Regions from separate parts of the Homo sapiens genome. Here region 1 is linked to region 2. Evidence: read pairs that join two places in POLR2A ChIA-PET (ENCODE). Cell type or tissue: Panc1. All regions are shown on one strand.

What was found. Peaks named below come from ENCODE experiments on the same cell type or tissue, not always from the same donor. Only the 100,000 strongest peaks of a DNase experiment are listed, where the experiment ranks them.
Region 1: POLR2A ChIA-PET joins it to region 2 with 8 read pairs; 1 of 35 experiments calls an interaction of 5 or more read pairs at or near these places.

Annotation. Positions count from the first base shown.
Region 1 is chr6:148,304,599-148,308,598 of GRCh38, forward strand. It overlaps a transcript of SASH1 not described here. Among named protein-coding and RNA genes, the nearest start is that of SASH1, 36 kb to the right of the region's middle. RefSeq lists an enhancer at 2,619-3,305 and a silencer at 2,855-3,149. In Panc1, no CTCF peak of the experiment used is centred here; a DNase peak (open chromatin) is centred at 2,283.
Region 2 is chr6:146,989,565-146,993,564 of GRCh38, forward strand. All of the region lies in intron 6 of STXBP5-AS1 (STXBP5 antisense RNA 1), which reads right to left. Among named protein-coding and RNA genes, the nearest start is that of LUADT1, 170 kb to the right of the region's middle. In Panc1, no CTCF peak of the experiment used is centred here; a DNase peak (open chromatin) is centred at 1,737; H3K27ac peaks cover 1,914 bases.

The sequences.
Region 1 (4,000 bases), 1.3 Mb after region 2:
GACTCCATCTCAAATAAAATAAAAATTAAAATTAAAAATAACCAAATCTTCCACCTTAAAAAAAGAGAAGAAAAAGAACTTTTTAAAGACCTAGCATTAAAATTTTACAACTTCTAGAAAAGCTTATTAAAATAACTTCTACATTCTGGCCAGGTGCCATGGCTCACGCCTGTAATCCCAACACTTTGGGAGGCCGAGGCAGGCGGATCACTTGAGGTCAGGAGTTCGAGATCAGCCTGGCCGACATGGTAAAATCCCGTCTCTATTAAAAATACAAAAATTAGCTGGACGTGGTGATGGCGGGTGCCTGTAATCCCAGCCACTTGGGAGACTGAGGCACCAGAATCGCGTGAACCCAGGAGGTGGAGGTTGCAGTGAGCCAAGATTGTGCCACTGCACTCTAGCCTGGGCGATAGAGCGAGACTCAGTCTCAAATAAATCAATAAATAAATAACTTCTACAGTCTATACTACTCAGTTCCTGAATACACATTTCTTTAGAATGTATTCAGCAGTTTATCCCCTATTTATACACTTTTGGTCATTGTTCCAGAGTTTCTTTCTCATTAACATTCCTGGGCTGAGGCTCATTTCCTCAAGTTCTTTGCGTCTTTTGTCTACTGCTGCATGGGTTCCTGAGGAGAGTTAAAGGTTCTATTTGTTCCTGAGTTTACAATCAGAAGCTCACCAAAGCTCTTGCTCTGTGGAAACCTTGAAACTGATCTCTTGACAAGGCGCAGTGGCTCACGCCTGTAATCCCAGCACTTCGGGAAACCGAGGCGGGGGGATCATGAGGTCAGGAGTTCGAGATCACCCTGGCCAAGAGACCAGCCTGGTCAATACGGTGAAACCCCATCTCTACTAAAAATACAAAAATTAGCTGGATGTGGTGGCGGGCACCTATAATCCCAGCTACTCGAGAGGCTGAGGCAGGAGAATTGCTTGAACCCAGGAAACAGAGATTACAGTGAGCCAAAGATCGTGCCATTGCACTCCAGCCTGGGCGACAGAGCGAGACTCTGACTCAAAAAAAAAAAAAAAAAAAAAGAAAGAAAGAAAGAAAAGAAAATGATCTCTCTTTCAGTCAGGATTCAGCATTTAAACAACTGGCAGACCCAGTGAGTTTGACAAGAGTCAAATAAGGGGACTATTTAACAGAGCTGTGGGCAGGATTAAAGAACAACCAAAGATAGTGACGCACCAGAAACTAGCAACATCAGAAAGCCTTTCCTATGCTTAAGTCTGAAGGAGAAATTCGAGGAAACGGTTGTTAAATCAGGTACCAGAACGTTTATGTTTTAGAATAACTCAGGGAGTACAATGGGAATGTCCATGGCACAAAGAAATGATGAGTGCTTGAGGTGATGAGCCCCATTTATCCTGGTGTGATTATTATATGCTTGTATCAAAATATCTCATGTGCCCCATAAATATATACACCTACTATGTATCCATAAAAATTCAAAATTAAAACAATTTTAAAAAAAGAAAACAGAACCCTGGAAGAAGGAGTTACCTCTACTGATCCCTGGCCTTAGAGGGATGTAGCAACTGCTAAAACTTTGGCAGGTGGGGGGCACAGGTAAGAATAGACATAAATACCCTACCTACTTCTTTCTCTTTCCACTCGCTTGTTCTCTCTGCCATTGACCCAACCCAAAAGAAGCCAGAGAACCAGGAAGTCAGGATGCCATCTATAGATGTCCGCCTCTAAAGGGACAGATGGCAGAGATAGATCTGAGGGGAAGATGGAAATTAACCAGCACAAGTCTTCCAGCCAGGGCCACAGGCCTCTGAGCCCCAAGGTTCCAGGCCTCAGCTGGGTCCCAGGGAAACTCTTGTTGATTGGCAAGACTCTTCACCCACTGCCACTTCCTCTATTGCTGAGGTTGCTTTCTGCTTCCAATATTTTGTGTTCTCAAAGCAGCTGCTACTTCAACCCACACTAAGTTTCTCCAGGGAGTCTTCAATCTTGCTGTGGTAGGGGAGGCATCCATCCACACTCCTACTTACAGCCCCTCTTTTGTTTTATTGAAGCAGTCTTTCCCTCCTATTCGCACAGTCTCCTCTCCCTAGAAACACACACAAGATTCTCCCGAGCTGAGACAGGGTCAGGTTTTCTTCTTCATTCCTCCTTTCCCCCTGAGAAAGAGGCTGTAGAACACATCACCCAACAGCCCATGCAGAACCCCTGTGTCTCAGAAACCAGCTGCACTCAAGAATTGGGAGAGCTTCATCCTGGCCACAGGAATGGGAATGTACCTCTAGGAACTCACTCTGTGCAATGTGCTCAAGCAGAGGTGGGTCAGATGACCAGGCCTTGGTATTTGTAAACATATAGGGTGACAGTTCCTCTTAGTCATCCTTGAGTGACCCAGAGAACTGGCTGCTTGTCACATCCTCAGCACAACCTACCTTTCTCTTTCTTTTCTTTCTTTCTTTCTTTCTTTCTTTCTTTCTTTCTTTCTTTCTTTCTTTCTTTCTTTCTTTCTTTCTTTCTCTCTCTCTGTCTCTTTCTTTCTTTTCTTTCTTATTTTTTGAGACAGAGTCTCGCTCTGTCATCCAGGCTGGAGTGCAGTGGCTCAATCTTGGCTCACTGCAACCTCCGCCTCCCAGGTTCAAGCGATTCTCCTGCCTCAGCCTCCTGAGTAGCTGGGATTACAGGTGTGTGCCACCATGCCTGGCTAATTTTGTATTTTTAGTGGAGACAGGGTTTCGCCATGTTGGTCAGGCTGGTCTCAAACCCCTGACCTCGTGATCTGCCTGCCTCGGCCTCCCAAAGTGCTGGAATTACAGACATGAGCCACCGCACCTGGCCAGCACAACCTTTATAGGCAACTGGAGAGGAAGCTGGGAGCCCTACCCTAAAAGAGCTTACAGTATAATGAGGTGCCAAGCCCATTAAATAATAGCATCCTCCTGGAACAAGATATTTATGAAACAGGTTCCGTGGCTGCCCCAAGGCTCCAAGCATCTGATTGTATTTATTGTTATTCCACCCCTTGCTGATCCCAGGCTTCAAAGGTTGATGTATGACTGATCCTAAGAATCCAGCCCTACCAGAATGACCTGTCATCTCCCTTCTGCTGCTTGTTGAATTAGGCAGCTGCTTGTTGAATTAGGTTATTAAAATGTCTGCTCAGCCTCTTAGTCAACTTAACTTGGCTTTATTTTGGTGGAAAGCAAATCACTTAGTAGAATTTTGCTTAATTGGTCACTTGGCTCAGGGTTTGATGACTTTTCCAGTAATATTTGCACGACAAATATATTTTATTTAATTCTTTTCTGAAATAATTCAGCTGACTCTGAATGGTCAAGATGTGCAAAGCACTGAAGAGGCGCCATGATCCTAGCAGGAGATCTATGGTAATATGAGGGCAGAAAACACGGAAGAGAGACAGCCTGAACACTCACAGGTTTACCATAGAGATAAGCAAGAAGTATAACCAGCCACTGTGTCCTCACTATCTTTTTGATCTCTTTCTTGGGTATCTCTGGATCCATCTTTTTCTCTGGATTTCTAACCTCCATGTCCCTCTTTCACTTCTTCTGTGGTGTCTCACATGTGTTTGTGTACGTGTGTGTATGCATGCACACATCCAAGTGTATATATGTATCGCACCTTGGGCAAAATTTAATAATGGTGTTTTGCCACAGTTAAAAAGATATTAAATCCGCCCCCCCCAAAAATGTATAATAATGGGTAACAATACGGCATTTTAAAGAACTTGCTCTGTAATGGGTCCCAGGCAAAGAACTCTTCAGGTATCATATCAGTTGTTCATCAAAAACTTAGGAGCTTTTTTTTTTTTTTTGAGATGGAGTTTCACTCTGGTTGCCCAGGCTGGAGTGCAATGGCGCTGCCTTGGCTCACTGTAACCTCCGCTTCCCAGGTTCAAGCAATTCTCCTGCCTCAGCCTCCCAAGTAGCTGGGATTACAGGCATGCGCCACCATGCCTGGCTAATTTTTGTATTTTTAGTAGAGATAGGGTTTCACCACG
Region 2 (4,000 bases):
GTCTATTTGAATTTTACACTTATTCCATTTGCACCAGAAACCATCTTCAGTTCACCATTTTAAAAAGTCAACCTAGTCTTAAATGAGTACTATACAAAGGATCTTGATTCACAAACATAACGGCTGCTGTTCTTCATCTGAAAGTCATAGTCATACCCTAAAGTTAAGATCAGTATGTGATCCACAGTGTCAAGTCCTCTGTAGCCTAAATATTGGAGGCTTTTCAGAATATGTTGTATTTACTCTTTCAGACCACATTATTTTTATATTATTTGTTAATAAGGTAATTATAATTACAAAACAGTAGAAGTTCTCCCAACTGACCTCTAGTAAACAGACTCCTCTTGCCTATAGCTATCTGTTAAAGGATGAAAGCTCACAGCTAATATTCTGGGATGTTGACATTCTGTTTCTACCAATGAGTTATATGCTTACTAAGAGTCACTCACGCTTGTTCCTACCTCTTGCATCCAGAAGCGACATAAAATTATTCTTCGTTTTGGCTCAGCATATATGGCCACTGCACTCAGGGTACCTAACTCAGTATTGAATATACAGTAAGTCTGAGTCACTGCATTTTTTTTAATAAACTACTTTCAGGTAACTTTTGAAAATGTAAGATAAAGACTTAAAATCGACATTAATTCCTTTGTCATTTTCAGGCACTTTGCTAGAGCTGGCTACATTTGCAATTTATCTTTTTTTTTCTTTGTTTTGGACTCATCAGCCAATTTTCAAAGCAATTTGAATTCACTTTTTGTATAAGAGTCTTCAGGAAAACATTCTGTCAAGGGCCTTGGGACAATCCAGATAAATGATACCCCTGCATTCCTCTCATACTAATCAACCATTTGTGAATCTGTCTCAAAGAACGCATTCCTGTGCCAAGCTACCCTTAGCACAGCCCTGAAGCTGCTGCTATCCTTTCTGTCCCTGCTTCGTGAGTTATCATTTTATTCTGTCTTGTTCTCCTGCCAAACTGACATTCCTTCTGAGATTCTGTTCTCAGAGCAATTCTGCTCAAAATTTGGGATATCAAGAAGAATGAAATTACTAATCTTTTTTGTCATCCTCCTTACTGTTATCCCCAGATATTTGTATGTTTCTATTTTCCCACTTACAATTTAGATCACTTGTAAACATACATACAATGGAGTTTTGGCAAATTTTGAGCTTACCGTGTGGATTACCTTCTGGTTGCTGTCAGTGTTTTCCAAAACTCACACATAATGTGAAAGAAAAGAACAAAATTGGGTAGCAATCATTGTATGGTCCAGCCATGAAATAATGGGTTTTATAACTTCCTCTAAACTAAACTAGAATAAGAAAAAATCATAAATAAGATTACAATTTGGGGCAACCCACTCGGGTCCCCTTCCACACTGTGGAAGCTTTGTTCTTTCACTCTTCGCAATAAATTTGCAGCAAAAAAAAAAAAAAAAAAAAAAAGATTACAATTTGATTGATAGCTCAGTATCAGTGATATGATAGAAAAGAAACACCAAACAGGAAGACAGAAGCTTTGGTTTTCCAGTAGCTTTTTATATTTGCTGGAACATGAAATAATGAGGGGTTTGTTACAAAATACATACAAGGAAAAAAAACAAAGAGAATCTTTGCTAATCTTGTAACAGGTATAGTCTGGATGTCAAAGGAGAGGAAAGATGATTTAGGGTCCAAGGTCATTTTACTAACAACATTAACTTGTCACTCTCTAGTTAGACAGTCTCTTGCCAATATGATGACTCAGTTCCTCTCTGAGTCTCTACTGCTGGATATTGTTTAGTTTCTGCTTAGTCGTGACGTCTGTACTTTGAACTTGAATGTACTGACAGCCTCTACATATTTATAGCCTTTCATGACGAATGTCATCTTAAAGTCTTTGATATCTGTCTTCTGCGTCGGTTTCAACATCAGCCTTCACCCTTCACTATTAACTGGAACAATTTTATATATATATGTATTTTGCATTGAAATTCTCCAAGGAAGAGAATTTGATGTGTTAGTCACTATCATTTAGCTTTGGCCAAGCTCTTATGCCAAACCATCTTGGGCTCCTGCTAGCCGGGAGGTAGAGCATCATCAATTTCCCAACCTTAATTTGACCTAATCAGCTGCTGCTGCTGGGGCAAAATCATGTGGTAATTGCTAGTGACCATGAGTTCATTGATTCGTCCCTTTTTTTTAAGTTCCTACTCTGTCGGGTATTATTCTAGACGTTGAGGAAACAGCAGTGAATAAAACAGAAAAAAGAAGATAACAAGATTCTGGCAGGAATAAAAATTTACCCCAGATGCTATAAATTAAATGGTTTCGATGAAAGAGCTACTTATATATGGTGGAAAATGTTTAGGAAATAAACAGGGGAAATTGAGAGACCCCAAGACCAGCAACAGTGAGAAGCTACTACCACACCCATTGTTGAAGTGGCAAGCGGTACATGGTACAGAACCCAATGAGATTTTCAGACGTGGAGTGAGAGCTGCCTGGAAGTCACGAGGAATAGAGATACTGTTCAAAGACAAGAACACTGAGGGAAGATACATCCCAATATCTCTCTCCTCTCTCATTCCATTCTCCAACCAGACCTTTCCATTGGCCAACCCAGAGAGAAATATGAGAGCAAGGAGACCAAGGTGATATAGCCTCTGGCCTCTGAGCATATACTGCAGAGCTAAGAAGTGCAGAAAATGGATAGGATGGCATTAACTGAGAAATCATTTCACAGGGACCTTACCATCAAGTGGAGTAAACAGTTAAAAACAATTAAACTGAAGTAACAATATCAAACAATACAATTTGGATGAATATAAGCACAATAATGAAAAAGGTGGGGGAAAGGGGATAGAAAGTGATTTTCAAGAAAAATTATCTTAGAATATTGGAAAAACACCAGGCACAGTGGCTTGTGGCTTATGCCTGTAATCACAACATTTTGGGAGGCTGAGGTGAGAGGATTGCTTGAACCCAGGAGTTCAAGACCAGCCTGGGCAACATAGACAAACCTTGTCTCTACGAAAAAAAGTTTTTTAGTCACCTGGATGTGATGGCATGTGCCTGTATTCCTAGCTACTCAGGAGGCTGAAATGGGAGGATCACTCGAGCCTGGGAGGTCAAGGCTGCAGTGAGCTATGACCATGCCACTGTACTCCAGCCTACGTGACAGCAAGAGACTCTATCTTTAAAAACAGAAATAAAGGAAAAAATAGCACATGTGGACAAATTTTTGTCAATTTAATGGAGATAAAAGATTCGTGTTTCAGAATTTTACATTTGGAGTAGTTGATATGCAAAAAGAATGTATAAAATATGTGCAAGTGATGAACATAAAAATAAAGCAAAAAACTAAATATCAATGCTATTCATCATCCTTTCCTCCTTCCTCACTCTTCATCAGCAGGACCTACCAGCCCGAGTTTTCATTTTTAATCACATCTTTACGTTTCTTTTAAATATATTTTCAGTTTTGCTTATTTTTGAAATTTATAAAATGTATATCTTATATTATTGTGTTTTGTTTTCACTCAATATACTTTTTAATATTCACCCATGTTGATTCACATTGCTGTAGTTCATCTTCACTGCTGAATAGATGTTCCATCATATGAATATTCTATAATATATTCATTAATTTTTCTAAGAACATTGTGTTATTACCAGTTTGTTGCTAATATGATGCTGATACAAATATTCCTGTACCTATCTTTAGATACAAGAGCAAGTATTTCTTTATAATATATAGCACATGCAGGAATAGAATTGCTCAGTTATGGGGTTCATGAATTTTTTTTTTTTTTGAGCCAGAGTTTTGCTCTTGTTGCCCAGGCTGGAGTGCAATGGCACGATCTCAGCTCACCACAACCTCTGCCTCCCGGGTTCCCAAGCGATTCTCCTGCCTCAGCCTCCCGAATAGCTGGGATTACAGGCATGCACCACCACACCTGGCTAATTTTGTATTTTTAGTAGAGACGGGGTTTCTCCATGTTGGTCAGGCTGGTCT